3 separate regions of the Mus musculus genome follow, and all the other regions are linked to region 3. A link is a loop called in an ENCODE intact Hi-C map of the cell type or tissue named here. Cell type or tissue: left cerebral cortex. All regions are shown on one strand.

Region 1 (8,000 bases), 320 kb after region 3:
CAGGAGAGAGGCACAGCTCCAGTCTCCCTAAGGGAAACCAGGAGGAAGTCAAGACCTGAGCACACTGGTCCTCCTGGCTGCTCAGGTCTGTCTCCCACACACATGTCTCTCTCGTCTCACTTAAACTTGCTCCATTATAACATTCCAGTGTGTTTAAAGGCTGGAACTTTTTTGTTTGTTTGGTTTTGGTTTTTGGTTTGTTGGTTTGGTTTTTTTTTGGGGGGGGGGGTGGGTTTTTTTGTTTGTTTGTTTTTGTTTTTGGGTTTTTGGCTTTTGTTTTTTTTTGTTTTTTTTTGTTTTTTTTTTTTGAGACAGGGTTTCTCTGTATAGCCCTGGCTGTCCTGGAACTCACTTTGTAGACCAGGCTGGCCTCGAACTCAGAAATCTGCCTACCTCTGCCTCCCGAGTGCTGGGATTAAAGGTGAGTGCCGCCACAACCCGCACTTATAAGTCACTCAACTACTTTCCAAATCCTGGTCTGCCATCCATCTATAACCTCCAGTTTCTTGCTGCCGATGGAGACATTAAGGTCTCAATGGTCTAATGTTTCAACATTAGAACAGAAAGAAAGAACATTAGAAAGAACATAAGAAAGAAAGAAAGAAAGAGAGAGAGAGAGAGAGAGAGAGGAAGGAAGGAAGGAAGGAAGGAAGGAAGGAAGAAAGAAAGAAAGAAAGAAAGAAAGAAAGAAAGAAAGAAAGAAAGAAAGAAAGAAAGAAAGAAAGAAAGAAAGGGCATTGTTTTAAGTCCCATTTCTCCCCCTGTGACTCAAAATTAGGACATTATAAGAAAGTTGTCCTGAACCCTGGTTTTCTGGCTCCCTGGGGCATCCCACCCAGTTCCGGGACTTTCCCCTCCAGAAAGAAAGAGGCACTTTTGATGGAAGTGAAGCTCTGTGGAGGGTGGAGTCAGAGAATTCTCAAAGGCTGTCCAGCTTCTCCCAAAATGCCTAAGGCATCACTTTAATCCTGGGTAAATACAGCCAAGGAGTCTCTGGAAAGGCAGTGGTACCAAGAACAAGCCACAAAGAAACAGTTTGATTGTGGTGAACTGAAGGAATGGCCATTTTAATTGCTGTCTGCCTGCAGGCTGTGCTGCGCCCCCCTAACTAAGGAAAGGAAGTACCAGCTGGCCCTTGCTAAAGAGTGCCCAGGAGCCAAAGACCAGAACACACTGGTCACAGGACACCTCGAATCCTCCTGTCCCTCAGCTGAGGGAGTTTGGTGTATGACAAACTGACATAGCCAAAGATGAATGAATGCTAGGGCATTATCAAGCCCCAAAAGAGCTGTGGCTGGTGACCACATCACTGTAACTAATCAGCCAATCCGCCAAAGTGGAGTCACCCATAAGAACTGTCCAGAGGAGCAGGTGGCTGGTGAAATAGCCCAGACTTGTATAGCACAAGAAGAAGTCTGTCTCAGCCTCTGGTAATAGAACATACGGATCTTCAAAGACTTAAGGGAGCAGACAGCATATTAGAAGATGCAAAAGGCATGATATACCATATAAGAAGACATTGGAAGAATATTGGCCTGGTAGCTTCATTTGCTATAGAAGAATCATTCATTTCAAGCCTTGATAACCTAGAACATTTTCAAATAACAAAATTATGGGCTGAAGAATCTCAGAGGCAGGTCAATGTTGGTCATGATCCAGCATGCCAAAGGCCTTGGCATCCATCCTCCACACTGGACATCAGTAACCAACTGATGAGACCAACAGTGACCCTTGCTCCAGCCATCTCTGGCTGGAAGATGGTTTCAAACCCTGAGTAGATGGGAGTAGTCCCGCCATGACGTCACATTCAGTCTCTGGTTGATAATACAGTAAACTAGTACCTGCCCCACCACAGCTTCCTTTCCTGGAAGCCCTTCGTGGGTAAGTGTCTCTGTTCTCAGTATCAAACACAGAAGAACCTTCACTGCTACCACCAATATCACACCATCAATACCCTGTCTCCCGATGAGATCCTTTGCCTAGGTATCTTGTTGCCTAGGTAGAGGCTGATCAATGCACTGATCCCAAAAGTTCCAACCTTGTTCAGTCGTGTCGAGTGCCCCACTCTTGCTCAATAGATCCTAACTGGAACTTACCCTTTTTGAGGTCACTTTGGCATAGAGACAAAATGACATGGGTGGTAGTAGCTCAGGCCATCATGATCCCATGAATGAGTTCAAGATGCAGCATACAATTCCCCATCTCCTCTCTCCCTTGTCCCTTTGTCCCCTCTAATCCCAGATTGCTTCTGCTACCCATATTAAATTAATACATGATCATTTTCACATACACCAATGAGCCCAAAGCTTTCAACATCTTGCTAGAAATTACTGTGACTCCATCTTTCAAATGCAGTGTTGATAATCCCTTTAGACTCATAAAGAGCTCATTGGAACCAGCACTGGAGGAATTAAATGTGTCGTCTCACCAAACAGAGACACAAATCTGTTACTAAGAAAAAGATGGTTGTGGTGGGCTTTGAAGTTTTCACACTATTCTAGTTTGATTTCTGTCGCTGTGAAACAGGAATGGCCATGAACAACTTGGGAAGAATAGGGTTCATTTTATCCTCCACTGTATAGTCACCAGGAAGAGAAGTTAGACCGGGAACTCAATGCTGGAATCTGGAGGCAGAGATTAAAGCTGGACCGTGAAGGAATGATACTTACTGGCTTGCTCAGCCTGCTTTTTTTATGGCTCCCAGGACCATCTGGTCCAGTGGTTGATACTGCTCCCAGTCAGCTTGGCCCTCTCTCTCATCATTCATTAATCAAGAAAACGCACCATGGTCTTGCTACAGACAATCTGAGGGGAGCATTTTCTCAACTGAGTTTCTTCTTCCCAGTTAACTCTAGCTGGTGTTTAGCTGACAAAAAAAAAACTAACTGAAACACACCTTCTTCACATTAAAGAAGAAGTATCGTATTAGATCCAGCACCTTTAATCCTATTCTTATGTCCTGCCCATCCACAATTCTCCCTGTCACTCAGTCAAAAGTGAAATAAAAACCATGTATTCAAGGGAGCTCTGTCTCCTATTAGAGTTCTCGTCTGTGTCAAAGTCTTCCTTTCTGTGTATCCTGTTCCTTTTCTGATTTAGAAATGCTTTCCAGAATCAGGGTACTTACTTAGTTTGGCTTTAGAATTTAGGAGAAAGAGCTATTTTTAAGATCAGCAATTGCTCTTGCTCCCACTGCAGCATGGAACAGAATGGACTTAGGCTAGGAGACCTGAATCCTGTTCCCAACACCTTGATGTCAGATTTTTCCTTTCCTTAAAGCAAGGATGGTTTTAGGGGCTTTGCGGGGAGCTCAGTGATTAAATGCTTGACACTCAGACCAGTGTTCTAAGACACTTAACCAGTGAGCTCCAGGTTTAGTGAGTGAAAATGTCTATAGATAGATAGATAGATAGATAGATAGATAGATAGATATATGAATGGATAGATAGATGATAGATAGATAGATGATAGATAGATAGATAGATAGATAGATAGATAGATAGATGATAGATAGATGGATAGATAGATAGATAGATCGGTGGGTGTGTGGATAGATAGATAGATAGATAGATAGATAGATAGATAGATAGAGATGGACTATGCTAGTACAAACATCCCTAATTAAGCCCAGTAGCACACACACACACACACACACACACACACACACACACACACACACACGAGATTCAAAGGAGGAGGGGAACTTGTTGGAAGGGTTCAGTTAGGGAAGGAGGAGGAGAGTGGGGAATAAAGGGTGAAATAAGTAAAGTTTGTCAGAAGCATCATGAAACTGTCAAATAAAAAAACTAAATAAATATGGAGTGCTATTTTCTTAAAAAAAAAAACAACATTGTCTAATCCTTTGGTAAAGTTATTCCCTTAGGAACCACCCCCTTTTCCCAAGAGGGGTGTCTATATGTATATATGGGGGAGGTGCTTACAATGAGAAAGAACAGAATAATGCTTATTTTAGAGTATTTTGTTGAACCACCACTATTCTGATTTCCACTATGTTCAAACATACATACAGGAGCCTAAACTTGAGCGGAACACGGATGACACCAGTGGACATGCATATGTGGAAGGAGGAAATCCCAGAAGGTCTCCGCCTCAGTAGCTTGCAATTCAAGAAAAAGAGCCACAGACAACCGAGGGATGCTGGGAGCTGAGAAATAGGCTCCCCAAGGAAGAGCACACCAACTGGTTATCCAATACCAATGGTCAGCCCAGAAATCCTACATGCAAGTAACAGCATACAGATTGAGCATGTTGTATTTGTGTATTCAGGAATATATATATATATGTATATTTACACATATAAGACAATATGTTGAGGAAATATGGTTAGACACTTTGAGCATCAAAACTGTGTCCCATTCTTCGTGGGTGCCCTGCCAAGACAAGAAAGCCATTCATCAGCCACTCCTGTCAAACATGGACTCTCAGCTGAGTATCTGCTGGGGACAGGGCTTAAAGCAGGAACTGTGTAGCACAAGGTCATGTTCCTTACCTGGAAAACGTTAACGTTCTGTTAAGGCAACACAGAAAAGGTGTTTGGGGTGGGAAGATTTTTTTTTTTTCCCCAGAATCCCGGACTAGTCCAAACTCTATCCAGTAAAATCATTAAAAGATTTAATGACTAAACACAAACAGGGAGCTGTGTAGTGAGAAGCCCAAGTGCCCACATGAGGCAAGGCAAATTGGAAGGATGGAGATCTATCACCCACCCACTCCCCATTTCGTCATTCAGCTAAATGTGCACTCTACTTACAGAAGTCTGTGACAATGAAGCAATAATGCGCATGTCCTAACCCTACGGAACAAGAAAGGTGGGGTTCCTTCTCTACATTTCCACTATCTCAAAAAGCTATAGAAGGTGCATCTTGGTGGGAGACCTGAGAGCCTGATCGGGCCCCAGAAGCCAGCTCCTAGCTGATTCCGCGTAGTTGCGCTCCCTCTGGTGTCAGAAGGAGAGATGGCAGCCCTCTAGTTCAACCTTCGTCTCCCTTGGAAGAAGCACTGGTGTCTTGCCCAACCTCTGAAGTTCTGCCTGTCTGTTTCAGAAGCTCAATGCTGAATTTTAGAACAAGATGTCTGACAAGAGCTCCCTCTTCATTAGGACATCTCGCTTGTTTGCAGTGATCGTGGCACTTAAAAAAGACCATATGTCTCTGAGCTGCTCCTTGGCAGGGCGTCTCCAGTGTTTACCAAATCTATTTTGTATGCCTTGCTAATAATAGTGTGGCAGGTCCCCAGGCGGAGTGAGGGGGACTGAAGGCTTCTTGTTCCTGTCGGCCCTCTGGATTCTGCCCTCGGACTATGAAAGGCCTCTTAGTTCTCGGGCGATGACTGAGACGGGGTTCAAAGTTTCCCAAATGCTGTTATTTTGGGAAACATTTATTTCGAGGGCTAAACTGTAATCTTTTGACAAATCAACATTGAGCAATGCTCTTCACTTTGCTATCCTCCAGACGTTAAACGACTGTCTTTAAAAGAAATTCACAAGTTAGTACCAAAGCCATTTAACAATCATATCTATAACTGTCCCATGAACCACACTCTGAATTTTTTTTTTTTTAGTTTAGTTTAGGAATTAAGAAAGTCATCTGGGTAGAATGGAAGATTCTTCTAATCACAGTGCTTGGGGTTGGGGGGTCTGAGGCAAAAGGTCCTGAGTTCCAGGTCAGTCTGGGCTACAAGAAGAATTCCAGACACCTTTGGGTTACGTAGCCATTCTGGGGCAGGGAGTAAGAAAGGTGAACTCTTATTTTAGAGAGCAGGATTAAGTCTCATGACTAGCAGTAACTGGCCCAAGATCATCACAGTAGGTGTGCACAGCCCACAGTACATCTTATAGTGCTGTGTGCTTGAAATCAAAGTGAATGGGCATGCCTACACAGTCACCCACGTAGCCAATGGAAACACTAAGCAATCAGTTTGTTTGTTTTGCTTGCTGTCATGGCAACAAAACACATGTGCAGGTTATCTTTTCATTCCCCGGGTCAGGTTTTATTGTCCTGGAGACACAGCGCCGTCAGTCATATGAGCACAAAGTTTCGTGACCATTTATAAAAATTTGTCAATTACTGACTTTAGGTATAGGCGTTATCTGAGACTCCCGTGACTTCCTGAAAGTCAGACAAGTCAGATGTGTTTTATGTGCAGGCCACATGTCAGACAGCAAATAGCTCTTCTTTTTAAAAAAATTCTTTATGTATATTGTGTGTGTATGTATGTATGTATGTATGTATGTATGTATGTATACATGACACATGTGTGCACCCACAGATGCCAGAGGAGGCATTGATTCCCTGGAACTGGAGTTGCAAAGTGACAAATGCTGGGCACTAAACCCAGGTTGTCTTGTGCAGCAAATGCTCTTAGCAGCTGGGCAGTCCTTTCCTTTTGCTATGATGGTTAAAACTTTGAGTTTTTCTTGTCTTGATAATGATAACTCAGTGGCTGTGAGTGGTACACGCCTTCATTGTGAACTGGTTTGGATATTGAGAAGACTCTTGACATTTCCCCCCACTTGAGAACTAATGACAATGGAGCAACAATTTTTAAAGAACTTAGGAGTGTGGGCTGGAAAGGTGGCTCAGCAGTTAAGAGCACTGGCTGCTCTTCCAGAAGTCCCGAGTTCAAATCCCAGCAACCACATGGTGGCTCACAACCATTTCTAATGAGATCTGATACCCTCTTCTGGGGTGTGTCTGAAGACAGCTACAGTATACTCATATACATAAAGTAAGTAAATAATTCTTTTTTTAAAGAATTTAGAAGTAGCCCACAGTGGTATGAAACGACCTCTGATGATAACTAGCCTGAGGGCTGGGAGATGCGTCTACGGGTAAAGAACTTGCCTTAAGACAGGAACTCCACAAAAAGACTCACAGTCAACCAACCTGGACCCTTGAGGGCTCCAAGAGACTGAATCATCAACCAGAAAGCGAGCATAGGTTGACCCCCTGCACATATGTAGCAGATGAGCAGCTTGGTCTTTATGCGGGTCCCCCAAACAACAGGGAGCAGGGGTTCTCCCTGAGCCTGTTGCCTACCTGCCTGCCTGTTAATCCCACACCCCTAAATGGACAGCCTTGTCTAGCCTCACTGGGAGAGGATATGCCTAGTCTCGCAGCAATTTGATGTGTGGGATGGGGGAGGTAGGAGGGTGGGGAGACACCCAGAGGGGCGCTTCCCCTTCTAAGGGGAATGGAGGAAGGACTTATGTGATAGGGTACCGGGAGGAGAGGAAGGGCTGATATTGAGTTGTAAAGTGAATTAATTAATTATTTATTTTATTTAATTTTTTAAAAGGAGCACAAGTCTGAGGACCTGAGTTCAGATCCCCAGAGCCCACATAAAAAAATAGGTTGTGAATGCATTTTCAACCCCGGCATGCCCCAGCCAGAAGATGAGACTGAAGACAAGAGTCTACCAGAGTGAAGCAGTATTCTAAATAGTCATGTATTTATTCAACACAGTAAGCTCCCAATACAGCTAACATGGCTGAATGTCCCTATTGACCAACGGATACAACTTCCCTTTAGTCAAAGACTCTCGAGAGTTCTACAACACATTCAGATGACTTGTGACAAGATTCCTCTAAGACTGTTAAATGCCCCACACTCTACTTTTTCATTGATTTCTCTCCCGTAGTCTTTTTCATCATCCAACCACGTTTCTAGCCTTCAGTATCTGCCCTGATTTCTGCCTTGGTATCCTTGAGAGAGGGTCTGTTTCGATTCCTGAAATCCCTCATTATAAATAACTTCATTGTGTGCAGTGGGTGGCTTTTCTGAACCGAGTTTGTCTCTTTATATCTAAATTTACTTCTGAAGCTTAATTCATCAATAGGAAGGCTTTGCACCATAAAGAGCCTTTATTTCCCAAAAAGGAAAGCAGAATTCTGCTTGGGAGTTATAGAAAGCACAATTAAATTTAACTCTGAGGCTGTTGAACTGTTTCCTTCGTCTATAAAAGCATTGGGGAATGAATGA
Region 2 (8,000 bases), 800 kb before region 3:
GCTCTGGATTGTTTAGGTGATAGTGTCAAGAGAATATGTCTACACCGGTTCATCACAGATGCACATTTTTTTTTGCTGGTGTTTTCCACTGTGATTGAATTCTCAGCTGTGGAACCTGCAAGTCCTGAAGGCCAGCTATACTTTGTGTTCTTCTTTTCTAGTACCCCTTTCTGTTCTCTGGCTCAGGATCTTTGAACAGCATATAGGAACCCATTCCAGAAAAGTTACGATGGAGAAGCGGAAACTCCCGTAATAATTTGTGACCTTGCTATGTTAGTGCCTAGGTGAGCCTCTCCGAAATCGCTCTGCGGCCAATGGAATTGGCCTCACTTTGCAGAAGGTGCGGGTGGGGGGCGCTGAGGGTTTCAGGCTCACAGAGCTGAGCACATTTACAGCCCCTCCTCTGCCTTCAGAGCATGAAGCTGGTTCAAGGCTTCCTGCCCAGCTTCTCCTGCTGAGACACTCTGCATGAGTGGATTGTCTGAAGGTGATTTCTCTCTTTCTTTCTTTCTTTCTTTCTTTCTTTCTTTCTTTCTTTCTTTCTTTCTTTCTTTCTTTCTTTCCATTCTCTCTCTCTCTCTCTCTTTCATTCTTTCTCCACCAAGAGTGAAGAGTTTATTGATCTCAAAAGTTGGAGTAGATAAATGAGATGAGGTTCTGTCCTCGTCCTCCTGCCAGGCTTTCGGAAGGGCTGAGAGAACATCTAGGCCTGTGGAATCTGGAGCCTCACGCTTCCCAGCTGGCAGTGGCCAGAACATTTTTGGGCCTCCACATGGAAAAAGTCACGAGGGCAAGACCCAGATTCCCCCAACTCTTGGATTCCCCTCCCCCCATTAAATTTTTTTTTTCTACTAAGTGTCGGGCAGACTGATCCTACTAATTTTGTGAGCTACTAAGAGCCTCGGTTTCCCTAATTCGTGATCAGAAGGGTTTTTATTTATTCACCATTTTAAAGAATAGGAAGAGATTTGGTAGCCTTTCTAGTGGGAGCCATGGCCAGGTTCCCACTGTGAGAGCCACACATGAGAGTCCTATATTCATCTCAGGCTTGGCCTCCCATGTGGCAGCTGAGCCATCAGGCTGGCTGTGAAATGCCTTATTTTATTTTCTGCCTAACATCAGGCTGCAAATGAAAATACCTTTTCAACCCTGGTATTATTACCCCTATGGATGGTACCTTTAATGCGCGCTATTCATTGTTATAATGGCCGCACCTGTGTAGCAAGTGCGCATTAGAACCACAGCAGCTGTGGGCTGTAATTGCAAAACATTATTTTCTGTTTCTCCCTGAAAGCTTTTGTGTGTGTGTGTGTGTGTGTGTGTGTGTGTGTGTGTGTGTGTGTGTGTGTGTGTTTGTGTGTGTGTGTGCTTCAGTGTCCACGAGTTTGTTTCATCTATAATGACTCTGGCCCAAAGATTCTCTACCTCCCCCCTTTTATACAAGGGCTAACTGTAAATACGTTTGTTTGTTTCTCAATTCGTGTTTCAGGGAATGTCAGATGCTACCGCATCCTCCTGTGCGTGGGCACGGTCAGAAATGGCACTTCAGAGAGCTACTTGGGAGAGCATGTGGTCTGCGGAAAGGTTCCTGTGATCAACGCCGCTGGGAGCAGCAGCCTTTATGTGCTTGGCACCCAGGCGCTGCCATGATTAATGCATTTGTTCCTTGATATTCAGCCCCTGGGTGTCTGCGGGACAGTGAATCAATTTAGCATTTGCAGATCTAGATAATCACTGGTACCAAAGATGTTTTCTTTGGTGTGAGGGGCTCCCTAGCTTCTTCACACAAGAGTTCTAAGAGACAATAGCCCTCTCCTTGTTTCTCTTTCTTCATTTTCTTTGTATTTTTCTCTGAAGCCCTCCTTGATGCGATGCTGTGGCTGTGGCTACTGGAAAGATGCTCATCTGTTAGCCTTGCAGATCCCGGCAGAAAGTAGAAAGTTAGCCGCTGGCAGACAGGCAGGCAGGCAGAGCTTTGCAGGATGGGAGGCAGCTCCAGCGTCCTCACCTGCCTCTACCCCATCTGTCATGCTACCTCTTTGGGGGATCTTTGGTGACACAAAATGTGACACACTGGCATTGAAGTAGGTACTTGTAGCTGTCTAAGCAACTGCCTGGGGGAGGACTAAAAAAAAAAAGTGCCAGTTGATTAAAGAAATTGAGCTTCCTTCCTTCTCCTGTGTTTACCTCATTTGCAAAGACATCCCTGACTTGCGCCCTCCCACAGCCCAGCACGCTTGGATACAAGGGGAGGAAACCGCCTGGCAATATTCTAAGCACAGATGTTAGTGGCTGACCAGTTTAGACTGGGAGACCAGGACAGCTCATCCCAAGTACTGGGGAACAAACGATAGATCTATGAACAGCTTTGGGGATTTGTTGCAAGATAGGGATTCTCTGTAAAGTTTCTCCCCAGAGTGAGTGTAGACGAACAGTGAACAGGACTGTCAATCACAGCTAATCCCATCCTCACAGTGAAAATGATTCTCAGAGAAACTGTACCTGAAACCCTGTGAGCCTACAGGAAGAGGGGCCCTGGACCAGTGCAGAGACTCTCACAGGGAGACAGGGCTGAGCAGAGCAAGCCATGCAGGTTTTCCGTCGCGTTCCCATCCAACAGTGCAGTATTTTTTTGCAGGCTTGCAGAGTTTTTTCACCCTGAACTCACAAACACAAGACTTAAAGAGACGCGGCATTTTGTCGTGAGGGCAGGGTGTGAACTGACACCATCGCTTCTGGCTCTCTCTTTGCTCTATTTGTTCTATTAATGTCTGGTTTACTTGCCTGATTTACTTAGAGAAAAATTATGGGGGTAACTGACCAATAGGAAGTGGGGCTCACTGCAGAGGCAGCAGGACACCAGCATTTTACAATCAGGAAGAACGTAGACCTCCCCCTCTCTCCCTCTCTCTCTTTCAGGGCTTCCCCAACACTGGGCTGTATCCCTCCTGCCTCTTCAGGCATCTCCTTGTTAAGTCTTACATTTTAAACCAGGTACGGTGGTTGTCACCAGTCGGGAGGCAGAGACAGAAGAATCATCACTTCAAGGCAACCTTGGCCTTCACAGCAAAACCCTTCTCAAAACACTAAAAAATTGTAAAGTGCGGGTGGCTTTTTATAATATTAAAATACACTGAAAAAATGCAAGATTACTAGGCCAACTTGAACTTATTTATACACTGAGATTGACAGCAGCAGCAGCAGTGAAACTATAAAGGGAAAGAAACAAGTTGGCTTCTGCCAAGTTTTTTTTTTTTTTTTTTTTTTAAATCAGGTCCTGTAAAAATTACAAAGTGTGTGAGATTTTTAAAAAGCTGAGTAAACCTGTTCACAGTGGCTTTCTTCCCTTGGAGAATTTTATTGTTGAAATGGGCTTTCGGATCAATTTTGCATAAGAATTGTGTCTTTTTTGTTATAGTGACTCAATTCATTTAAAAAGAATATCAATGTCGTGTGGGATAGAGTGGTAGGAAAGAGAAGAGGCAAAGCCCTTTTATTGCCCACATAAGTGAGGCTACACACAAGCTGGGAAACAAGATCCTGGTGGCTGTTCATCCCACTCCTGGCCAGGAGATGGCACTGTTTCCTTAAGAATTTTCCAGAGACGCTAGAGGAAAACCACAATTTATCTGAGGACATTGTGTTTTGTTCTCCTTTCAAAGGTACAGCATTAGAAAGCGTGGGTCCCCACAGCCATGGCACTACCCTAGTATTCAAACAATTAATACACAGTTATGCCCTCCCCCCACCAAATTGTTAAAAGTTTTCAGTCGGACATGAGAGTGGACAAATGAAGTGAACATGTTTATTATGAAGACACAATTTTAACCTGTCAGTCTCCTTAAATCATCCTATCCCCCAGATTATCTAATTCTTCTTGGAGAAGGGGGCTGGGTGAAGTTATAGCCTGAGCAGTTGATGCTCACCACGAACACAGGAACATGCTGCTTTGCAATGATCGTATTTCTGTATTTGATGGCTTTCTTGCTCCAAATGCGCACGTGCGTGTGTGTTTCTGTGTGTGTGTGTTTCTGTGTGTGTGTGCTTCTGTGTGTGTGTATTTCTGTGTGTCTCTGTGTGTCTTCCTCATTCACCCATCTTATCATTCCATTCATTCACTTTTTGAGAGTACTCACTCATTCTTTGAGACAGGGTTTCTCTGTGCAGCACTGGCTGTCCTGGAACTCACTCTACTCTGTAGACCATGCTGACCTCGAACTCAGAGCGCTGGATAAAAGTTGTGTACCACCATGCCTGGCCTTAAATGCAAAGCTCAGGTGGATCCTCCTGTCTCTTTCTGTGAATCCTTACTGGTTACTGGCGAATATCACTACAACCAGCCCCAGCTTATACAACGTGGGACGGTCTCACAGTGAACCTGGAGCTTGCGGGTTCAGCAACACAAGCCGGCCAGCAAGCCCAGGAAGATCTGCCCAGCCTGGCTTTTTTACAAAGGGGATGGAGATCTGAACCCAGGTTCCTAGTGCTTTGTTGCAGGCCTTTCACCGACTCTGCCATCTCCTTAGCCCCAGGTGTCTTGTTCCTCAGTGTTTGCTCATGGTGTAGACATTCAGAAGCAAGAAGTGGGGGTGGGGTGGGGTGAAGAGCCTTGTTTGGACCGAGGTAGTGAAAATAAAACATTGGATCAGGTGGTTATGAACTTTAGAAACCTACCTATGATCTAGTTCTTAGTGATAAGTTTGGGGAGCACTGTCCCAGGAGCCCAAAATTGTTGGTGTGTTTGTTTCCACCCCACCTTACCACCATCCCAATTTCCAACTATTTAATTTGTGGAGAGTGTGGTCATTGAAAACACATGAGTGTGCACACACATGTGAGTAAGATTTAAAGCAGCTATTATGAAGCTGGAGAGATGGCTCAGCGAGGATGAACACCTGTTCTTGTAGAGGGCCCCAGTCCAACTCTCAGCACCTACAGGGTGACTCACAATGGTGTATAGCAGCAGTTCCATGAACCTGAATCTTCTGGCCTTTGCGGGCATCAAGCACACATATGGTACACATACACACACACATACACGTAGGTACACCATTCATACACATAAGATAAAAAGACGATTGCAATTACTTTAGCCATGGCTTATTTCTGACAAGAATGTCTGTCAAAATTATCTTCTATTATATGTATATGTTAATGTATACAGATATGAATGTGTCTTATATCTTGGTTTTAGGCAAAGGTTTAAAAATAATGTCTGAATTGACAGACATGTCACTTACCCCAATCTGACCCCTACACACTGAATACATGGGTTAAAATGTCTCATCATAGGCAAAAATTTGAACAGTTACTATGTGTCAATTAAGGATAAAAATATTCTAAAAGTTTGGATTAAATATGACTTAGCTATAGCTAAGTATTTGCTCTAAGGCAAAACTAAAGAATAAGGTCATTCTTTGAGACTTGGTCTTGATATGTAACTCAGAATGGCCTCAGACAAACGAGTTTGCCTCAGCCTGAGGGTCGCTGGCATGTGTCACCATGCAAGGTTGAGATGGAGTGAATATGTTTTGTCTCATTTTGTAACCTTGTCTTTCATGCTGGAAGGCGTGAAAATGTGTCCATGTCCAGGAGCCAAGATATATCTCAAGGTATTCTCAAATTTTTCCACCTGAAATACGTGCACATGTTTACACAGACATACACAAACAGGCACACACACAGACATACATACACACACAGGGACAGAGGCACAGAGACACAGACTCACACACAGATACACACACAGGTGCACACACAGGTGAACACACACAGACACACAGACACAGAAACACACACACACAGACATACACACACATACAGACACAGACACAGACACACACACACCACAGGCTTTGTGTATGATGTGTAGTTCAGGTCTTTACCTTTCTGGTATTCAAATTCACAGCCACCCATACTTCTCCATGGGTGGAGACCAGGAAGTGGCGTCTCTACCCTGTTCAGTATTCTATTTGCTGTCCTGCCTGCCAGATACAGGTGTCTTTATTTCTCGTTTCTGTAGCCACAGCATGGCTGCCTCTGCTGGGCTTCTGTCTCTGAGATTATTTTCCCACCTCCCTCTCCTATGGCCTTCTCTCCACTCTGAGTCTTGCCTCATCTCTTGGCCTTGTCTCACACAGCAGACATCTCATTCCCATCTCTGCCCTGACTGGGACAGGCAAACTCCTCTGACACACGCCGGAGTGGGGGATGGATGGGAAAGAGGAAATGACAGAAGGGTCCTGACAGTTAGCTACAGCAAATCCACTAGATGTTAAACAAAACACACAGCATGGTAGAATACAAAACAAAAAATGGCAGGAGTAAAGTTTTATCTTCTGGAAATCAGTAATATCAGTTTCTTGCAAGGCCTAGAAACTTCCATGTCTGTGTGCATCTGGTTTAGAGTCTACCTGAAACTTCTGGACTTGAGTGGCATATTTGCTCATGGGACATTATCTGTTAGCTTGTCCCAGTCTATTGTTGGCAGAGTCGAGCATGGGATGGATGCGTAATGCAGGGGACACCACCTGTTATTGACATTCCATCGCTTCGGTCTGGTGTATAATTTAGTTAAAAGTCTCTTTGGGTGTTTCAGGTCTCTTCTCCCTGGCTCTGTTTCTCTCCCACATGAACTACTGGAGCTGAAACCTATCTGGGCCCACATTGTCTTTTAAGCAGAATGGCTTCCTGCTTCCCAGCCTGGCGATCCTGGAGAAATCTTGGGCCCCCTCTGTCTTTGCAGGATTGGTGTGTTGGAATCTACCGATTGTTTGGGTCTTTTTTTTTTTTTTTCCATAAAGCTTCTGCCTGAGAGATTTCTTGTTCTAATCCAGCCTTTCCTGGTCCCTGTTCCCATTCCTGCACTAAAGCCCTTGATTGTCATGCCACTGAAGACGAGATGTCAGAAGACTCACCAGGGTCTTCTCCACTGATGAAGGGTTTCCGATCTCACAGACCTTCCGTCTCTGATGAAGGCACCCTGTACCTTGCTAGAAATTTCTGAAGTTCTCTTCCCTTTGTAAGGTTAAGGATCCTGACAGTAGAACTGGCTTTTTAAACTTTTCTCATCTTTTCCCATAATGCCCTGTCTGGAAAGAGCAACCAAGTCTCAGCATCTCCCTCTGTCTTCTTTGTCATTCCACTTTAAAGCAAGCGCGATGTCCTATCTGAATGGGATGGCTCCCAAAGGAAAACCTGATAAACTTCATCTATAAGGGGAATCTACTGGGTATCACTGAAATGACTTCTTTACAAGTACGAAGTTGTGTTTTAGAGTATGTGAATGGTTTTGTGTTTGTAGATTTCTACTTCCGTTTGTTGGCTCTTTTGTCTTCTCTATCCAATAGAGTTCTCCTTTTTGTTTTGTTTTTTTTCTCCAAGGTGTGTGAACCCCTGCCCAGAATCATTTAAGAAATTGGTAAGAAGGCACACAGGCATTTCTCATGGAGCCTTCTAGAAGCTCTTGTGACAATGGCTTCCTCTTGGTACTCTGTGGGGACCCAACACCAAAAAGACCCTTACCACTAAAAATCCCAAGAGTTACTTAATGGTGAAAAAATATTAGAAGTCTTTTGCAAATTTGCCTGTAAAATATGGGAAAATGGCTGTAGTATGTAGAGATTTAGGGCCATGTCTATATGTCTACCTTCAATACCAGTAGTTGCTTGTTCAAACAGAGGCCCCAGTTTCTCATTTACTACTAGAGAGTAGGAGATTATAAACTTGAGTTTCATTGGTATGTGTGATGCTCAGCCTTAGTCAATATTTATACACACTGTAGTTCTTGTCGAGCCACAAGGACTTAGTGTAGCATAGTTACCTGTCACAGCCCATCTATAAAAGAGATTTTAATTATCATCATCAGCAACAACAAACATTTATGGAGGAGTGACTGTGTGTTGTAATTGAATTAATGAATTTGTTAATTGTTGCTTCTGCCTCCCATAACTATTGCCTGAAGTTGAATCACAGAGGCAGAGAGGCTGAGATATCTTGTC
Region 3 (8,000 bases):
GCACAATGAGTAATCAGGACCTGGCTCATTCTAAGATGTTCTGCTCTGCAAAGGGTACCATCAAAAACATGCTCCCAAGACCGGCATCCAAACAGAGGAGATCCACAAATAGCAAACAAAGTGTGGGAAGAGGCTCTGAATCATAGGTCATAGAGGGATACAAATAAAGATGGTGATAAGATGCTGCTGCTGCTACACTATTAGATTGGCCTAAACCAAAAACAATGGACCTCAGATGCCAGCAAGGGTATGGAGAAATGAGACTGTTGTTCACTCTTGGTGGCAATGTGAAATGAGATTGCCATTCCACATGGCAAGGTAGTGGTTTCCCATAGAACTTATTCTATGATACAACAATTTCATCCTGTGGTACTTGTACAAAAAAAAAGAAAACTTTTGTCTATATGAAAATCTACACATGGACACTTATAACAGCCTCCTTAATAATTGCTAAAGCACAGAAGCCACCAAGACGTCTTTAAATAGATCACTAGGTAAATAATTATGATACATCTGAACAATGGAATGTTATTCAGTGCTGAAGGAAATGGGCTACTAACCCCCGAAAAGACCCGGAGGGAACTTAAATGCCCTAATTGACAGAAGCAAAACTGAAAAGGTCACACTGCAGATTCATTACTCCATCTTATTAGAAAAAGAAAAACCAAAGACAATAAAATAAGCCACTTGCTGGGGTTTAGGAAAAGGAGAAAATTCATAGACAGAACAAAAAAGAAATCTGGGAACAATGAAACAACTCTGTAAAAAACAATGATGATAGCTATATTAGTCAAAATGTATAGACTATACAACCCCAAGAATTAACCCAAATATAAAGTATAAGGGACATATAGTAACAATGTGTTAATGTGTGCACCTCATTCATAAAATGTAGCATGCTGCTAGAGAACATTGATAGGAGGGTGTGCCTGTGTGTAAACAGAGATATAGAATACAGCTCTACTCTTTCTTTCAATGATGCTACAAACCTTAAACTTAGCACTCTCTAAAGGAAAAGAAAAATTGATGACAGACAAGGGGATATGAGTCATATATCAACAAACTTCACCCCAATTGAATCCCATCTTGACACAACACAGCAACAAGAAAGCTAAGTTTCTATTATGAAGTATAAACTCTTCTAACCATTCATTTATAATCCCATCAGGACCTACAAATAATTGTTCAATATTATTCCTCCTTGTACCTTACCACTTAATCAAAATATTAAAAAAAATACTTCTTCACTTATTGGCTTATTCAAGTCTGCACATTTGTCCCAGAGACTAGAGTCTCAGTAAGTAATGAATAAAAGACAAAGAATATCATTTCCCTGTAGAGCCTACATTCTTCATCATCGGGGTGAATGAGGGATGACAAGGAGCCAACAGCAATTTATTATTGATTTTAAAGTCTCCCCATGTAGAATAACAGGAATGACAGAAAGGGTTATGAAAAGCTTCTTTCAACATCAAATAATGACACCACATCTCCCAGACATCCTTTTGTTGCCCAGTGTGGCAGAAGCATCATTTGAGACCCGCCTTTAGAATGCCAATCATGCTGTGGCCCTCCACAGATCTGCTGCATTGGGAAAGGATCTGTACTTCACCACACAGAATGTGGAGGCAAAAGATCCTGCCGAGGATTGTCGCTAAGGGGCTGCTCTCCATAAATTAATTATCCAATATTAACCCTAGTTTCAAAAGGCAAGGGGTCTCTCTCTCTCTCTCTCTCTCTCTCTCTCTCTCTCTCTCTCTTTCTCTGTCATCTGCATAAAAGGGAGAAGGACACCCTGATGGTTGGGTAATGGCCACCCCGTGCCTTATGTACACACCAGCCATACTGTGATGTTAAGTAATATCTGGTTTATCTTTTCAATTTTATACTTTCTTCTCCCCTTATCCCTTCCTGTTTTCTATAGTGATATTTATTCTTTCTGATATGCCTCCATTTCTTTCATGAGGATACAAGGAAAGTATCAAAGGTATCAGGTTGTCCTCACTTTTAAAAGTACACAACTAATAGGCACTTCTTCCCTATCACCAGGCAAAGACTAGAGGCACTGTTTATAGAGGGGTGTGCCTCAACCTCACATCCCCACATCCCTTTTCCCCCTTCTAATTCATATCAAGCCCCCTGACTCCCTCTCAAATTCATTACCTCTTCTTTGTTATTGTTACATTATCTTACATGTATGTGTGTGTATACATATATATATGCATACAAGTAAAAATGTACACACACGCATACATACACACACACATACATACTGCTAAGTCCTTTTAGCATTGCTCTTACATATATGTGCTTAGGGCTTATAACCTATCAGCTGAATTACTGCTGGAGAAGACCTATTCTTCCTCTATAGGAAGTCTTTAATTGCCTATAGCACTTCAGCTAGGGATAGGAACCCTGTAGGATTCCCTCCATTCACACTGGTATACCAGTTGGTGCTGCTATTATGCAGGACATGCTTAGACAATGATTTCATGGGTGCAGTTTTCCTATTGCATATAGAAGACACTATCTTGCCGCAGTATCCTAGGCCTCTGGCTCTTACAATCTTTCCACACCCTCTTCTGTGATGTTCCCTGAGCCTTACGTGCAGGAGTTGTGTTGTAGTTATATTATCAGAGCTGGGCACCTCATGGGCTACATTCACTACATTTTAGAACAGTGATGGATATGGACACCATTACAGAAATCCGCCATCTTTGTTACCTCCCTCTTGCTGTTTGTAATATTTGCAGTCACTTTCGAATACATGTAGTCCTTGGCTGGTTTTCAAAGAACTGGAAGATCCTCTGAGTTCCTGATGGCAACATAACTGAGATAAATTTCTTCCGTTCCCACGTGCAAGTGATCATAAAAGGAATGGGAAAAGCAAGCATTTAAGAGACTTTATTTTCGAGAAAATGTGAATGCCTGTACCCTTCAATTTCAAACTGAAGGCAAGCAGCCTGGTATATACACTTCTCAGAGGTGGGAGGTTAGACTTTCACTCCATGGAAGCAATATACCACTGTGTACAATAGGATTCTGAAACAAGAAGACAGCATAGACAACCTGTTCTGTCCTAGCTTGAAGCTGTATAGAATAATGGGGGAAATAAACATATAAGCAGAGTTACCATTTAAGAAACCATTGCAGAATTTCCCTGGTATAGCTAGTCCCTTCCTCTACTTCTGGTAGAACTAAATGCTTAAAAAAAATTCCATAGTAGACTTTTGACTGTGGCTTTTCAGTTTATTTACCTCAACCCATCATCTCAACTTCAAAATAGGAAATGAATGCTTAAGAACCAAACCAAGAAGCCAGGGAGAAGACCAAAGTAAACAGCTTCTTCCCAGCGCTGACCTTGACAATTGGCCTGGCCTGGTACCAGTCACTGCGGCTGGAGTTCTCCTGTGAGAAAGGCAGATGTTTTCTTCCTTCCACCCTTGGGGTCTGCTCTCTGACCCAATTTAAGTTGCAAGGTGTACACACCTAGAGAGAGGGTTGAAAAAAACAGATATCTGGGGAATGGAGTGCCAGGACGTAGTACCCACAGAAGAACAAATTCCTCTTTCGGCGGGCAGCCCTGCATGTGCGCAGGTCACAGCCAGGCTTTCTCGTTAAAATGAAAATGCCTGCTCACCTTGCTTTCTGGTTTGCATGACTTCTTTCTTCAGGAAGTCTTTAGAGGCAGAATATAGGTATGCACAATGGAGAACATCTTGCGTTGTTAGATTGTTTTAAGTCATTAGACAGTTCAACTAATGACTAATCAGTTATTGGTGAGACAAACCAGAAGTGAGGGAGACATTTTCACAGCAAAGCCGGACGCTTACTGATCTGTGATCAGTTAGCTAGGGAAGACTTTTATTAGCCAAAACCACGAGACCTCTGTCTCCTACATATCTTTTAGCTTCAAAGTCTAGAAAGTCAGCAGTTGTCCGTCAGGAAGTTGCCCACAGTGCAGGAGGCACAAAACACCAATTTATCAAATACCTATGCCTTGCCATAACCTTATTCTGGCTGCTGCCCAACCTGAGCTCTGCAAGGACCAGCCTGCCAGCCCGGAGGAGGAGATCCTCAGAGGTTGACGGCCGATGGGCTCCCCCTAGAGGCCAATTGATGCTTCGGAGCAATGACGGCACCATGGCAGGTTGCCAGGAAACCAACTCCTTGGAGCCAGGGCAGAAAAACACAGGAGCAGAGGGTCCCCTGTCAGCGCATTGTTTGGTTAGAGGATTTCATCTCTCTGGAGGGCATAGCTGAGTGCAGATCCCGTCTAAAACCAAGGAGAAGAGGGACTCTATTAGTCCCAGCGGGGGAGCTTCTTTTATCATCATCATCATCATCATCATCATCATCATCTCTCTGCTTCTTGGGGGCCACCTCCTTCCCTTGCTTTGCTTACACTCCTGGTATTTATTTTCCATAGCAGCTCTTGCAAAGGCAAGGCAGAGCTGGAGGGGAGCCCTGTGTTCAGGAAAGTAAATGGCTGAGCTCCAGCAGTCAGCAGAGCAATGTGCATTTGGTTCCTGCAGCTTCATACCTACCGAGCTCCTTTTCCTTTGAAAGAGCTCGGCCTTGGTTTTCTTTTTTTCCCTCAGCAAGATACCATAAGGTTTTAGAAAACGCAACTTATAAGCGAAGGCTCTAAAGAAAACTCACACAGCATTTTCTGTGATTATTATGTTTAGGTAGCATTTTAAGATGTGTGTAGTTATAAGTGTTGCTGGAGCCAAATCTTTCATAATACTGATTATTCTTTGAATGGTCTTCATATACTTTAGGATGGATTTTAGAATTGTCTCCCTAACCCCCTCAGCTCTGTGTTGCCAAGCCTCTTGCTAGGTGTGAACTCCCTGTGTGTGTTATTTATAGCATCACTCTTTCCCTCTCATACTTTCTCTTTCCTGTTCCATTTGCTGTTTCAGAATGCATTTGTGTGTCAGAGGTCCTTCAGGACAGCTAGGCCACTAAGAATAGAGTGCAGCCTATATTATTTATAGAAGCAGGGCCACACCCAAGAAGTTGGGGAGTGAGAGGCTGAGGAAGGGCTAGGGGCCCAGACAAGTCTGTCCCCATCAGCCCTCGGGGAGGGGCACAAATGAACAAGTGGGAGCTTGCAGGAGAACTCGGGGGAATGAGGTCAGGCGCACCCAGCCTGAGGTGAGTGTCAGGACGAGCTGGTGCAGTCAGCAGGAGAATCTTGCCTCTGCCTCTGGTGATCAAGCTGAGTTAGCGCAGGTTAGCAAGCTGAGTTAGCGCAGGTTAGCAAGAACACAGGGTGCCCAAGAAAGAGGTAGACACACGGCAAGGACTGAGAAGGTGAAACAGCCTGTCTCCTCTCTGTCTGCCTCTCTCTGGTAGCATCTAATCATGACTGAACTCACCTGTGTTTACGGTGTCTTGGTTCTACTTTCCGAACGGTGCAAATGCTGCTTTGGGTCAACTCTAACCTGGAGCCATAGAAGGAAAAAAGGATTCTGAGAGCCAGGCTGATCTGAGACAAAGCTGAGTATTTGACATTCAGCTTTCTATGCCGCGTACGCAATTATAAATTTCTTATTTACCTATCTATAAAGACCTACATTGAAGCACCAACCGAATTTCCTCCTGAGGAACTTGGAAGTGACAACTTGAAGACACGATAGCCTGTGTACCAACAGCTGCCTGGGAGCCTTCGTTGGGGGTCAGAGTTTAGTTGGCTGTGGGCCCCTTGCAGACCCTTACATCAGTTTGCACCACTAATAAAGGAATCAAAACAACACGGCACGAACAATTCAGGAGACGTATTAGCTTGAATGATTGAGAAGTTCAGCCTCCGGGCATGAACTGATTGGAGCTACAAACACATTGGGTTTTTTCTTGTTTTTTTTGTTTTTTGTTGTTGTTGTTGTTGTTGTTGTTGTTGATTTTTTTTCTCTCTTCGGGAGCTGAGGACCGAACTCAACGCCTTGAGCTTGCTAGGCAAGCGCTGTACCACTGAGCTAAATCCCCAACCCCATTCCAAACACATTTCTTTTGCATTTTTATTCCTCCGGCAGTTTTGCAGGGCACTGGCCCACAGCGATGCAGCTACATGCTTCTTTGGCCACATGCATGAGAACTAAAGCAACAGGCTTCTCTGCTGGAAAACAAATCCACTGTGGATAGTGTCACTGGAGTCCCCGTTATGTCCAGGGAAAAAACCATGAGACAAGTAGCTCTCAGAGACAATACTGGTGGGGTCACAGCATCAATTACTCCCAATTTAGCACAGCAGCTCATGCATGTGCGTTGCTTTACTAAACCTACAATAACAGACTATCACAGACTGCAAGGCTTCATCTACAGAAATTAATTTTGCATAGCTCTGGATTTCCCTGAGGCCTTTTGATTTCCCTGGGGTAAAGGTGGTTGCCACCTCATTGTGTCCTCTCATGATCTTCGCTGCTCTGAACGTGGTTGTCTCTAGTGTCTCAGGTTCGTCTCCTAGGGACACCGGCACTGCTGGGTTGGGTCTCCATCCTCATGACATTGTTTATCAGTAATTGGCTTTGTATCTCCAATGTAGTCACACTGGGAAGAGGTCAGGCTTTATTGTATGACTTTTGGGTGACACAGCTCAGTCTAGAACACATGGGAACAATGGAGATGATCTTTTCAAATAACAGGACCTCGATAGCATAAGGAAGTGACAGACATTAGGGAAGCAACTCTAACGTTCTGTACCATCCACAAAGCCCTCTAAAGTTACTTCCTTTCACCCTAGATTCTAAAAACATCATTAATTAGGTGTTTGTCTTCCCAGGGGCAAGCTACTACTATATATGGGCCTCCTGGGCCTTAATATTTTGTCTTAGTAAACATTTTTTAAGGCATATTCCAAGGGACACTTGACTGTCACTTAAATAAATGTTTGTAAATCCTAAATGTTACAGATCAAGATTTTAAATTACAAATTAACCTATTATTTAAATGTCTCTAAGATGCTCTAAGAGTTTTTTAAAGAAGGTATTTACCATCACACATCAGGGGACCAGTCAACCTCTTTGTCAATGCAGGACTTTCCCCCAAATCTGACCTATGAAAATATTCCCACAGAATACATTTCAGGAAATGCTATTCTCAGAAATTACCACTCTCTATTCAAAGCAGTATGAGATGAGCCGCATGAGAGAACACTGCAGGTTGAACGATTCCCTGGGTATAAGTTAGGCAAGGAGGACGTCCCACTATCCACTCGTCTAATTTATTTTTATTCTGCTTTTGTTCTTGTTGAGAAACAAAGTTTCTTGCTTTGGGAAAGTAAGCCAATACATGTCTATTTCAGTCTCCTCTCACAGAAAGGCTGTTATTTTGGTGTTGTTTGACAGAATCCATTCAAATGGAACACCTGGAAGTGTGTGGTCCCCGCCTAGCTGCACCTGTTGTGGCCAAGGGCTACGAGAAACTATTAACAGGAACAAGGAAGAGAGGTCCGGAATAATGAAATGTCTGTGCCAAAATGATTATACTCTAAGAACTCTGCAAAACAAGAAAGTGAAGAGCCAGTGACCAAAGGAGAAAATAAAGTGGCAGCCGCCCAGAGACAGGAGCAGCTCAGAGCTTCAATTTGTAATGACTGAGTGGGATGCCGAGCCAAGATCTCAGTACCGCCCCTTTGCTCTTGGGACGCTCTTTCCTATTTTAAACACTTGGACACCATAAGGAGCGGATGCATCCAACATATAGCCCGAGACATCTGTTAAAGCAAGGTAAAACAGAAAAACCTGAAGGTAATTTGGAAGCTTCCAAACACCTGTGAGTCCGACAACAGTCGAACCTCCCCTTCTTCCGAAACACAGATGAGCTTGAACCTTCTGGGCATTCCGGCAGTTTACCATCTGTACCAATAACCCTCGTCTGCAGTACAGAGTCTTCTAGGAGGATGTAAAATCCAGGAACCGAGATAAGAAAGCTGTTGACACCTGCAGCATCTGTTTCAGCATTTCCAGGCTCCTCACACTGGACTTGTGTATAGG

What was found. Hi-C counts contacts between places; a loop is a spot of excess contacts. Peaks named below come from ENCODE experiments on the same cell type or tissue, not always from the same donor. Only the 100,000 strongest peaks of a DNase experiment are listed, where the experiment ranks them.
Region 1: it touches region 3 in a loop (2.6-fold over the local background); 6 of 42 quality-filtered maps call a loop at or near these places.
Region 2: it touches region 3 in a loop (4-fold over the local background); 19 of 42 quality-filtered maps call a loop at or near these places.

What each region holds. Positions count from the first base shown.
Region 1 is chr13:47,345,926-47,353,925 of GRCm38, reverse strand. No RefSeq gene overlaps it. Among named protein-coding and RNA genes, the nearest start is that of Gm35733, 89 kb to the left of the region's middle. In left cerebral cortex, a CTCF peak has its summit at 4,967 (motif pointing left); a DNase peak (open chromatin) is centred at 4,968.
Region 2 is chr13:48,459,977-48,467,976 of GRCm38, reverse strand. It overlaps Gm40941 (a long non-coding RNA gene), which reads left to right. Exons shown (of 2, transcript XR_873371.1): 2 at 1,490-2,167. Among named protein-coding and RNA genes, the nearest start is that of Gm40941, 14 kb to the left of the region's middle. In left cerebral cortex, a CTCF peak has its summit at 3,566 (motif pointing right); DNase peaks (open chromatin) are centred at 1,974 and 3,575.
Region 3 is chr13:47,663,629-47,671,628 of GRCm38, reverse strand. 4930471G24Rik (RIKEN cDNA 4930471G24 gene) reads right to left here and starts at 4,079. Exons shown (of 2, transcript NR_153835.1): 1 at 3,641-4,079; 2 at 3,236-3,489. In left cerebral cortex, a CTCF peak has its summit at 4,113 (motif pointing left); DNase peaks (open chromatin) are centred at 4,109 and 4,475; H3K4me3 peaks cover 296 bases.